2 separate regions of the Homo sapiens genome follow, and region 2 is linked to region 1. Evidence: chromatin contacts called from ENCODE Hi-C or POLR2A ChIA-PET data. All regions are on one chromosome and are shown on one strand. Each heading gives the region's core, a stretch centred on a gene start or an enhancer-like site at or near the end of the contact. The rest is flanking DNA. Distances are from core to core; before and after follow the strand shown.

Region 1 (6,922 bases), core at 85-2,584:
GTCCAGGTGACCCAAGCTCTGAATGCGGTAACGTGCACGGGGAGATAAGGATGTCACCATGAGCAAGCCTCCCAGACGGCATCCAGGAGCAACCCCAAGACTGGGCAGGGGGGCTCTGATGCCGCCCACGGCGAGGAGGGCTGCCCGTGCTGCCTAAATGGGTTCCGAATGAAGGCCGCCCTCTCGCCCATGTGGGGCTCATTAACCACGAATCCAATTATTAAGACAAGCTCAGCTGAGCAAATGGTCAAACATAAAAACATGTGGAAAGAACAAAGAGGTCAACCCCATTATCCATCAAAAACCATCAAGGTGGCGGCCCTCACTGAGGGGTACAGCTCTCCAGTGGGCCCTCATCTGCCCTCCAAACCCATGTGCCTCCTCAGTGGAAGGCCAGCAAAGCCACACAGGAAGAGTTGGTGTAGGAAAGCAGAAAGTGAACTCCAGGAGGCCAGGCTGGCCACGGAGCCCCATCCCACACACACAGGCCCGGTAACTCAGGGGCTCACGTGTGCAGGACACCGGGAGCTCACAGGGACAGCGTCCCGGGGGATGCAAGGAACTTTCCCTCTCTGTCCCTCTCTGTAGGGATGGAAAGAGGAGAGCGATTTCTGGGATGTAAGCCATCTGCCTCCTCTCAACTCTCGCTGCCCAACCAGAAAGGGAAGAAAAACAGGAAGATGCGGGGCAGGTGAGGAGCTGGGTGAGCACCGCCAGCCCGCAGCCCAGCAGAGCAGGGCTTGGCCAAGCCTGGCGCCAGGGACTTCCCCCCTACCCCCGCCACAAGCCCCTCGCCAGGTGAGAGGCACTGACAGAGTCCCAGACAGATGCCCCAGACAGGACGCTCAGCGCAACCCCCGCCCCTTCCCCTGCTAGGGGCCCCCAGGACGCGGGGCTCCCCCTCCCCTTTTGGCTAGCCGCAGAGTCCAGCGGGTCTCTAGTCCAGGGACGTCGTGGGAGAATCAGGAAGTCGAAGCCACACAGCCGAGAAGGGGCAGCTGGCGTCTCGGAGGCCGTCGCGAGCTGTCACTCCGCGCCCGCCGGAGTTGTCGCTCAGTTACCAACTTCAACCCGGGGCCGGCCACGGAGCCTCCCGCCGCCCCTACCCCGCGTCCCCGGCACCCCCGGCACCCCCGGACCCCCGCGCCCGCGTCACTTACTCCTCTGCCGTCGCCACCTGTCTGGGTGCCGGTCTCCTTCCTGCCTGGCCGCGGTGCGTCCTCCCCGTCATCGGGCTGTGCGCTTCCCTCCTCCAGCAACAGCCGCAGCCTCTTCTCTTCGGGAGTGACGTCGTCCTCCTCTCTCCTGGGCCGGCCATCCCTGCCTCGGGGCTTGCCAGTGGCTTTGGAGCTGCCGGAAGGGCTGGCCATGGCTCCGGGGGCTCTGCCTGCACCTGGGGAAGAGGAAGGACCCGGCGCGAGCGGCCTGTCGGCGGAGCTGGGGCGTCTGAGCGCGGGCTCGGTGGGTCCGCGCGGCGCGGAGCTAGGCATCGGGGCGGGCGTGGGCTCCTCCGCGGGCCGCTCGTTGCTCTCTGGCGCCCTCTGCTGGCCGCTCGCGCCCACCGCGGACACGCCGGGCCCTGGCCTGCGCTGAGCTCGCCTGCCCTGGCCCAAGCAGTCGCTGTCCCCTGCCTGCGGCCATGCCCGCTCTGGCCAGGCCCTGCACCTCCTCCCCGCCCCAACCAGGTTGCACCCCGATGGTCTCCCTGCCCAAGGAGGAGAGAAGGGACGCCCCGAGAGGGTGGACATCAGCCACAGCCACCTTGTCTTTGCTCTTACCCTGTGTCTTGCATGATTTGGAGGTGGTGGGAAAACCGAGGCTGCTCAAAATTCGTGGAGAATTCCGCCTGCAGGATGACATGAATGCACCTTCGCGTTGCCTACCAACAGATCTTTTTTGAGCATCTCTGTGGACCAGGCGTGGTGATGGGGGAGGGGATATTGTGGTGAACATGACAGGCATGGCCTTCACACAGTAGGGCTCAGCCCTGGGTGAGAAGGCATTGAGAATGGACATTGTCAATTGGGCAAAAGGAGGCCAAGAAGAAGTGCTGGGGGCATGGGAACTGAAAAAGACAGGAGGCTCAGCATGTCTTGGCGCTGGGAGATTGACAGCAACAGCGGCTGTTCCAAAGGAAGCAACAGCTGAGAGACGTCTCAGAGAGTTGTTCTCAGCCCAGTGGAGGTTGTTCAGGCAGAGGGAACAGCGTGTGCAAAAGCCCAGAGGCTGGGAAAGAAGCAGAAAGAGGACTGTGGGGCTGGAGCGTGGTGGGCAAGAGGAGAAAGGTGTGGTGGGCAGACAGATTGCCTGGGACCCAGCCGTGCAGGGGCAGAGGAGATAGGGGATCCTTGCAGGCCCCTAGCCGGGGCTGAGGCACAGAGACAATGCAGGTGGGCAAAGGGAGGAGACGTGGAGAAATATTCTGGAGGCACGCCCTGATGAATGAGCCCAGGATGCACTCTTAGTGTCAGTGTGGAGCTCCTTCCTTGGCTGTGTGATGAGCTGAACTCGGGGGTATTTTCTGGACATTGAGGTGCTACACCAAGAGTCCAGGACAGGCTGAGCACCAGCAGCTCCTGGCCCACCTCAAAAGCAGGAGAGACAGGGGAGACTGGGGATGCTGGGGTGGAAGGGGAAGCCAGGAAGGCAGGAGAGGCCAGGGAAGCAGAGGAGGCCAGGGAGGCAGTGGAGGCAGGAGAGGCTGGGGAGGCTGTGTCCTTTCCATGATTCTGCCCAGGATCCTAGGCCCCTGAACTCCCTGAGCTTCTCCACCCCAAGCACTGGAACCATGTTGCACAATGGTCTCTCCACTAAGCTCCTGATGGCGGACCCTACCCTGCTGTGCTCCCTATTTCAACCCTAACAGCTCTCACAGTGGGCAGCACATAGTAGGTGCTCAGGAAACACTGGTGGGAGAGCACATGGGTCTGCTCAGCACCTTCCTCTCTCCTCCAGCTCTCCCCTGTCATGAAATAATTCTGATAACGACACATGGGCTTTGGACTCTCTTCTATTACTTTCAATATGCTAATCCATCTATACCTCACAGCAGCCCTGGGGGTGGGTGCTATTAGGATGCCCATTTTACAGAGGAGGAGACTGAGGTATAAAGAGGGTAAGTGACATAGGCACACTACAGGGGCCGGGGCCAAGTGATTGCAGCACTCAATCCCCAAAGGCAAGGTGGACGCAGTTACCATAAAAGACAGCAGAGTCAAAGCTGCAACCAGAACAGCCTGACTCACAGAGACCTATGGTGCCAGCTGATCGTGGCATTCCTAGAAGTGAAATAGGTAAGAAGCCTGCCACATTTTTACTTGATCTGTGTTTGCAGAAGAGTTCTAGGTCAGGTGAGTAGAAGTCTAATCTGAATCATAACAACAGAGTCACAGTCCCCAGTCAATTCCCAGACATAAGCCAGTTCACAGACCCGGAGTCCCTTGTCTGAATGGGAAGCCAGGTCCCCTCCAGAAAGGACTCTGCTCCACTGCCAAAAATTTATACTGTCAATTTTTCTCCCAGCCTGCCCCCAAAGGAATACACAGCCTTTTACCAGGATGACTGAACAGGGGAAAAGGAACTAATGAGATCTGTGCAGGATCACTGGACACAGGCTCTGAACTGGCACTAGGGCGAGACTAGGGTCTACCAGTCAGAATAGGCATTTTGGAGGTCAGGTGAATGTTGGTGCAAGTTCATGTCATGGTAAATCCATTGGGTCCCCAAATCCATCCTCTGGTTATATACAAAGTGGCCTTGCTGAGATTCAAATTCAGGGCATCCAACAGAGAGGCTGTGCTCTTACTCATGAAACATTCTGACACTAGTAACCAATTTAAAAATGCAAACACCTTCTGGGGCTAGCCAGAGTCCTCCAAACAGTCATGTAAATTGGTTCTGTCAAGGATTTCCTCCTACCACCTGCTGAGAGCCAGTTGCAAGGAGAGACTAGGGAAGGGCATTGGGTAACTTTGTTGCTAAAACTCTTTTGGATAAAGACTTTTGGGAAAAGAAGCAAATAGAGTTCAGCAGAAGAGGTAAGAAAGTAAGTTTATGTTTGGCCAGGCACGGTGGCTCACACCTGTAATCCCAGGACTTTGGGAGGCCGAGGTGGGCAGATCACGAGGTCAAGAGATCGGACCATCCTGGTCAACATGGTGAAGCCCCATATCTGCTAAAAATTCAAAAATTAGCTGGCCATGATGGCACATGCCTGTAGTCCCAGCTACTCGGGAGCCTGAGGCAAGAGAATCACTTGAACCCAGGAGGCAGAGGTTGCAGTGGACCGAGATCATGCCAGTGCATTCCAACCCGGCGACAGAACAAGACTCCATCTCATAAAACAAACCAAAACAAACAAACAAACAAAAAAGCAAGCTTATTTTTAAGCCTGAACAAATGTAGTGGTTTAGGGGTTCTGCAAATACGGCCCCAATCAGGCTACAAGATGTTGTGGCAGCAACACTTACACCCAGTCACTCCTGGCTGGCTGAGCCACTTTTCAAAACACCCTTGCACAGCTGTGCAGAGCGGCTGGCTCCACTGGCAGCCGGCAGAGACATAACTCACACTGTCACCACTCCCCTCAAACCCTTTTAGTAAGCACTTTTTTTTTTTGAGACGGAGTCTTGCTCTGTCATCAAGGCTGGAGTGCAGTGGCGCAATCTCGGCTCACTGCAAGCTCTGCCTCCCAGGTTCATGCCGTTCTCCTGCCTCAGCCTCCCAAGTAGCTGGGACTACAGGCACCCGCCACCATGCCAGGCTAATTTTTTGTATTTTTAGTAGAGACGGGGTTTCACCGTGTTAGCCATGATGGCCTCAATTTCCTGACCTCGTGATCCACCCGCCTCGGCCTCCCAAAGTGCTGGGATTACAGGCTTGAGCCACCGCCCCCGGCCTGGTAAGCACTTTTAATCAATGCAACAGGAATAAACATTTGCTGCAGAGCGGCAATGTGCAGGGAGGAACATTGTTCCACTCAGGCTCAGAAAGCAAAACCTCCTGGCTGTTTGCATCTATGCAAGAGCTCGCAGGAAAAACCATCTGTGTGGCTGCCAGCCTCACACACTACCCCCAAGGGGTGAGTTTCTCTTTCCATGTTAATCTATGCCCTGATGTGCCATCTGTCAACCACCACACCATTCTCAGTTGACATTTCAAAGCATCTTTGCCCTGTGAATGGTCACCAGCCCTGCCCTGCAAGCCCCCAGGTGACATTGAACTTAAATGAGAGAGAAAACAGGTTTCGGGGTGGATTTCAGTTCAGCATCTTGGAGTCTCTGTGTGGACATGAAATCTGTCTCCCCAGCCGTGGGCTGCATCCTTGTTTGTCATCTGGTTGGTTGTTGGGGACTTGGAAACTCGTGGGCACCTTTGCAATTTGTCAAGAAGCTGCACGGCCCTTCCAACAAAAGCAAGCAATAGGAACAGAAGCCCAAGTCTTCAGATCAAGGTGCGACTTAAAGCTGCCTCAGTGTAAAAGGAAACAGGAGTCAGAGGGATGCCTAAGGCAGAGTCTAGTCCCCAGGGCAGCTATAAGGCAAAGAGAAAGAGAGAGAGATAGACAGAGACAGAGACAGAGACAGAAAGACAGAGAGAGATGGGAGGAGACATGAGGCACCCAGGCCTCTGCATCAAAATCCCTACAAGAGGGGCTTCCTAAAAATGCAGGAGGCTGAGGTGGGCGCACACAGAAGTTCAAGACTAGCCTGAGCAACATAGAAAGACCCTGTCTTTACAAAAAAATACAAAAATCAGCCAGGTGTGGTGGTGCATGCCTGTGGTCCCAGCTACCTAGGAGGCTGAGGTGGGAGGATGGCTTGAGCCCAGGAGGTAGAGGCTGCAATGAACCGAGATAGCACCACTGCACTCCAGCCTGGGCAATAGAGTGAGACTTCATCTCAAAAAAATTTTAAAAATTTTTAAAAAAGGATCACTATGGCTACTTGAATGGATGATAAGAAGGTAAGAGCAGAAGCAAGGAGACCAGCAGTGAGATTCTGCAGGCGGGAGTCCACAGTGGCTCAGACCAGGCTGGCGCTGAAGACCCTCTGGATTCTGTATATATTTTGATGATGAAGCAACTCACTGACTCTTGAAGAGTGGGCTCTAGGAGACTGTATTTTTAACAAGCTCTCAGAGGATTCTAATGCAGGCTGAAGTTGAAGAACTCCTGATTTAGGTGAAGCTTCTGTTTCATCCTAGGGGAAGTACCTACTGAATTTTCTCCAAGCCACCTCAAAAGAGGTGCTAGACAAGATGTGCTCCAATGTCTGAACATGTGTGCACAGCTCTAGAGCCGACCTCAGGACACCGAGTCAAAGGTTAGGAGTACAACAGTGAACAACCAACATCCTCTTTTCAATGAGCTTTGCATTTAATGAGAGAAATAAAAAGCAAAAAAAGAAATCATTTTCAACTCACAATGGTAGGAGTTATGGTGACAGTATGCCTGGGGCAATGGGAGCACAAAGAAGGGGCACCCAATCGGCCAGGTGCAGTTGTTCATGCCTGTAATCCCAGCACTTTGGGAGGCCAAGGTGGGTGGATCACTTGAGGTCAGGAGTTCGAAAACAGCCTGGCCAACATGGTGAAATCCTGTCTTTACTAAAAATACAAAAAAATTAGCCGGGTGTGGTGGTGGGCACCTGTAATTCCAGATACTCAGAAGGCTGAGGTGGGAGAATTGCTTGAACCCGGGAGGCAGAGATTGCAGTGAGCCAAGATCGTGCCACTGCACTCCAGGCTGGATGGCCAGAGCGAGACTCCATCAAAAAAAAAAAAAGCCAGGAGATGGTTGGGCATGCAATTTCTATCAGGTGGTCGGAAGTCCTTCTCCACCACAGGACTCCTCAGTTGAAGACTAGAAAATGGTAGGAATTAGCCAGGTTGATAGGAGAGGTGGGGAAGATCATTCCCAGCA
Region 2 (4,172 bases), core at 799-3,298, 83 kb after region 1:
AGACGCTTAGGACTTGGAGCCTCCCAAGACCTCAGGCTGAAGAACAGCAAGTGGCAGAAACTCAGGCCGGGGCATCCTTGCTGGGGGTAGGAGGAAGCCTGCTTGGGGTGACAGTCACACGAGGGTGACACAGGCCCTGCTGGCCCTGAGCTGGCCTGCGTCCAGCCACATCCTCTTTCCTGTGTTCCCTACGCCAGGGTGCTGGCCCGGCCACTGCTCACCACTTCCTGCTTTGCTGGCCCAGCGACACGGTGGGGTTTCCCTAGGGCCACACACAAGCCCCTTGCCCATATAATGGCCAAAAGCAGCCCCCCTGAACTTGTGCTAAGTACTGTGGAAGGATTTCACTTCATTTGCAGTGAGGAAACCAGCTCCGAGAGGTGAAAGGGCTTGCTCAGGGCCATGCAGGGCACATCCCATAATAAAACTCAGTTCAGAGACCTTGACCCCCCCCATCTACCATCATTTCCAAAAGTGCTTTTTACAAAGCACTACTTTGTAAAAAGCTACTTCTTCGAAAGAACAAGTTTCCTGGCCCAGTGAGTGTTGGAAATGCTCCAGCTGCTGTGTGCCTGCTGGCAGGTACTGCATGGTAGACATTCAAGGCTCTGAGAAGGCCTGCAGCAAAAACACCAGCCTCTCCCAGCCCATTCCCAGGGAGCTTTTCTCAGGTCTAACACCTGGGCCTCCTTCCTAGACCAGGCATTGCCATCTAATGCCAAAGTGGCCAGGCTCCCGCTTGGGCCCCACAGCCTGTGGCACTGGGGTGAGAAGTAACTGCAGGAGGCGAGGGGAAGCCTGGAGCCCGGGAAGTGTCCACAGGTCTGGCCCGCAGCTCATCTTGGCCACTGATGAAAACAGGTGTTCTTTCCAAAAACAAGGCAGGCGCAGGACTCCTGAAGCACCGCCGGTTTAGCTTTTCCCAGACGTAACCGCCGTCAGAGCGTGGCATGGAGCCTGTAGCTGTGCACTGAATACTTCTATTCCAAGCGGGTCAGTCTTTCCAGCTCACCGCTGGGTTCTTTCCCTTACCGTGGTCTCCCAGGCACTTACTGCTGAGACCCCACTCAGGCTGTCTGGTTGTATCAGGCCCCGACCCTGTCAGAACAGGCCTATGGCGCCCAACCACAAGTCCCCCAATTTTCTGAGGAACCACAGCTGAGCTTGGCTGTGACTCAGTTTCCAGGCCCGGCTCTGGGGCTCCACTTGTCCACCCCTGCCGCAGCCCCACAGGCCTGTGCTCGCTGTGTGGGGCTTAGGGATCACCAGAGCTGAAGGGCCCCTGGCCTCCAGTGGGAATGCCCCAGGCCTGTCCAAAGTGCAGGCAGCTGGACGGTCGTGAGTCCCAGCTTCCAGGCACTAGGACCTGATGACGCCCATGGTGCTGACCTGGAGCAAGGTCACAGTGACACCCCCCTCTACCCCCCGCGGCTGCAGCTGCAGGTGGAGCTGACAGCTGGCCTCTGGCCCCAGGGTATCTCCCAGGGCCTGCTGGGTGCGGGGCGCTGGGCAGAACAAGGCAGCATGGCCTGGCCCTGTGTCCTGCTGCCAGTGAAGCAGGCCCAGAGTGGGGCAGCCACCCACCCAAGGGCCAGAGCGGGGCCTCTCCAGGGTGGTCAAGAGCAGGAAGGTGTAAGCACCGGCGGGTTTCACTGCCGCCCAAGGGAGGGGTCCCGGAGGTGGGGGAGCATCCTGGGGACCCCAAGCCCATGAGCCTGCGAATGTTGGGGTCCCATCAGCCAGAGGCGCACAAGCCTCGAAGTGAGAGGAGAGCAGGGTCTCATCTCCTATCCTGAGCTGGGCCTGAGCGGAGCTGCCCCTGCATCGGGGCCAGCATAGACGCGCGCGGTTGGCAGTGGTCTGTTATCCGCTCCTTTCTCCAGGCCTCCTCTCCGGGATTAAGCGCCTCAGGACCCGTCCGCCAGGCCACAGCCTGGGCTCAACCTCTCCCAGACTTCCTGGACTCCAGTGGAGCCTTGGGCCGGGGGCGGGGCGTCCCTGGCCCCTCCCCGTCGTCCCGCCTGCCCGGAAAGGAGTGAGCGGCGCCTAGTCCCGGGCTGGCGGGAGTGCAGTTCTGAGTCCCGCCCGGCGTGCGCGGAGCGGGGCAGCCAGCAGCGGAGGCGCGGCGCGCAGCACACCCGGGGTGAGTGCCCCTGCCGGGGTCTGCGGAGCCCCAGAATTTCCTGCCCACCCTCTTCCCCCTGCCCCGGGGAGGAGATCCTGGCGCCCCACCCAGTTGGCTCCGTGAATGCAGCTCAGCCCGCCACCCCGCAGGGTGTCAGGCCTTGCGGGGGGCCACGGAGGATCCCCAAGGGAGGAGGAGAAGGATGGGGTGTTTACCAACACAGCCCAGCGTTCCCGGGCCTGGTGTGCGCGGAGCTTTCCCCGCTGCTGCTTCCTTGGAGGGAGGGACCCATTCTACAGATGGGGAAGCTGAGACCACACAACTAGGAAGTGTCAGAGCTGGAGACCAGCTGGGTCATTTGACTCCAGAGCCCACCCCATTTGGAATGGAGGGGGCGCCAGACCCTCTCCTACTGCCTTCCCATCATCTGGAGGGGAGGGCAGAGGTGCAGAGAGACCTGCTGGGTTCCTGGAGGGGCCAGGAAAGGGGCACAGGGTGAGGAGTGGGCTGGAGCCTGGACCCCAGGGCCGCAGGATGGAGGCGTATTCATTTACACCATAAAAGTGGCTGGGTGACCCTGGCTAGAGCGGGGACCAAGGGGGACAGGGGTAGGGGGTGAGCCAGTGGAGCCTCACATGCCAGGCACGGGGGCTGATCACGTCCCCACACCTTTCCCCCCGCCCATTACAGGTTGTTCCCCCACCCCCTGGGAAGTGCTGGAAGGAGCCCGGCCCTCGAGCCCTCGGCATAGTGGCTGTGGGAGCCCTGATGGCCCTGAGCCAGGGGTGACCCCTCCCCAGATCCCCAGAGCTGATTCCCCACACCTCCTTATTTGGCCAGCACAGCCCCAAAGGGAGCCAGGTCAGACACAACCCTCCTCTGAGCTCACCCTTTGTGCTGGGCACATAACATTGGACTTTACCTCTCCAAGTGTCAGTGGAGTCCTGTATGAAACAAAAGCACCGTACCCCCTCCCCAAGGGTTTCTCCCCCCAGGGATTAGTGTGAGGTCGTGTGGATGAAGGGATTCAGTTGAGGCTCTGGTTATTTTTGTCACCTCCCTAGATCCTGTCTCTGTCAGGGGTGCCACGTCCCATTCACCCAAAGAGGAAGTAGAGGCACAGAGAGGGTGAGAGACTTGCCCAAGGTCACACACCCAATCTCAGCCTGGGCTCCAAGTCCCTCTGCCCTGTGGCCGGGCCTGGTCCTTAGGGATGGAACCCAGCCCCGCTGCCCCCTGCCCTGCCCACCTGCAGCCTTGGGCCATCTGCTCAGTGTTCCCTCGTTCCCTCCTTCTCTCCTTTCCCAGGCTGGGGCTGGGGCTGCGTTTCCCTGTTTAGAGTTAAGTAAACCAGACCCAGGGGAGGAAGTGACTGGCTGGGCAGGCGGGGCCCTGACCAGGCCTGTCCCCTCCCCCTAATTTTCGAGCTAAGCAACTGATTCCCACAGAGGGGCCCTGGGCCCTGAGAGCAGTGGCTTTGGAGCTGGAGGGGCCCCAGCATCCAGGGCGGGTTGGAGGTGGCCTGGCACCTGCCCCCACCCCACATCGGCCTTGAGCAAGGCCCCGGGCCCTTCCCCGCCATTCTGTAGTTTCACTTTTGTTGGTTTCAACACCTGGAAGGCTGCGGCTGCTGCCGGGCGGCCCGGGCCTCAGGGGACAGCCCCCCCACAGCAGTGCTCCCTGGCTAGCCCCAGGGTACCCGGTGGAGATGCCCGCTCCTACCACTCAGCACATGCAGCTCCACAGGGAGCAGCGAGGGCTCCAGCCACCCCCGGGGCAGCCCTGGGCCTAAGTGCCTGGGCCAGTGGGGTCCTGTCTAGGGTGACGGCAGCCCGAGAGGAGGGAGGCCAGAGTGAAGGTGGGGGTGGAGCCGGTGTCACTGGGAGACGCTGGAGGTAGGGGCGGGGGTCCCCATGGGCAGAGCAAGCCAGGAGAGAGCTTGAGGTCGGCCTGAGGGTGGGCTTCGGGGTCTCCCAGTCCCACTGCTTACTTTCTGCGTGACCTCAGCACCGCATCAAGCCTGCCCAGGCCTCAGTTTCCACCTCTG

The links. Hi-C counts contacts between places; a loop is a spot of excess contacts on that map. ChIA-PET counts read pairs that join two places held with the same protein, here RNA polymerase II (POLR2A). Pooled maps may share reads with other maps.
Region 2: a loop to region 1 is called in a map of naive thymus-derived CD4-positive, alpha-beta T cell, with 30 times the contacts of the local background. The contact joins the promoter of TCIRG1 here to the enhancer-like site in region 1. A Hi-C loop is called at or near these places in 1 of 168 maps with a recorded cell type or tissue (naive thymus-derived CD4-positive, alpha-beta T cell) and 5 of 50 pooled maps. POLR2A ChIA-PET finds 5 or more read pairs at or near these places in 1 of 52 experiments (T-cell).

Annotation. Positions count from the first base shown.
Region 1 is chr11:67,954,322-67,961,243 of GRCh38, forward strand. It overlaps LOC112268076 (translation initiation factor IF-2-like), which reads right to left. Exons shown (of 4, transcript XM_047427952.1): 3 at 1,161-1,705. Among named protein-coding and RNA genes, the nearest start is that of UNC93B1, 46 kb to the right of the region's middle. Within about 2 kb of position 1,335, at least 3 of the 41 ENCODE cell types and tissues checked have a DNase peak (open chromatin) inside an H3K27ac peak, as active enhancers do.
Region 2 is chr11:68,036,977-68,041,148 of GRCh38, forward strand. It overlaps TCIRG1 (T cell immune regulator 1, ATPase H+ transporting V0 subunit a3), which reads left to right and starts at 2,049. Exons shown (of 20, transcript NM_006019.4): 1 at 2,049-2,143. RefSeq lists an enhancer at 1,408-2,029 and silencers at 1,921-2,100, 2,161-2,240, 3,921-4,050.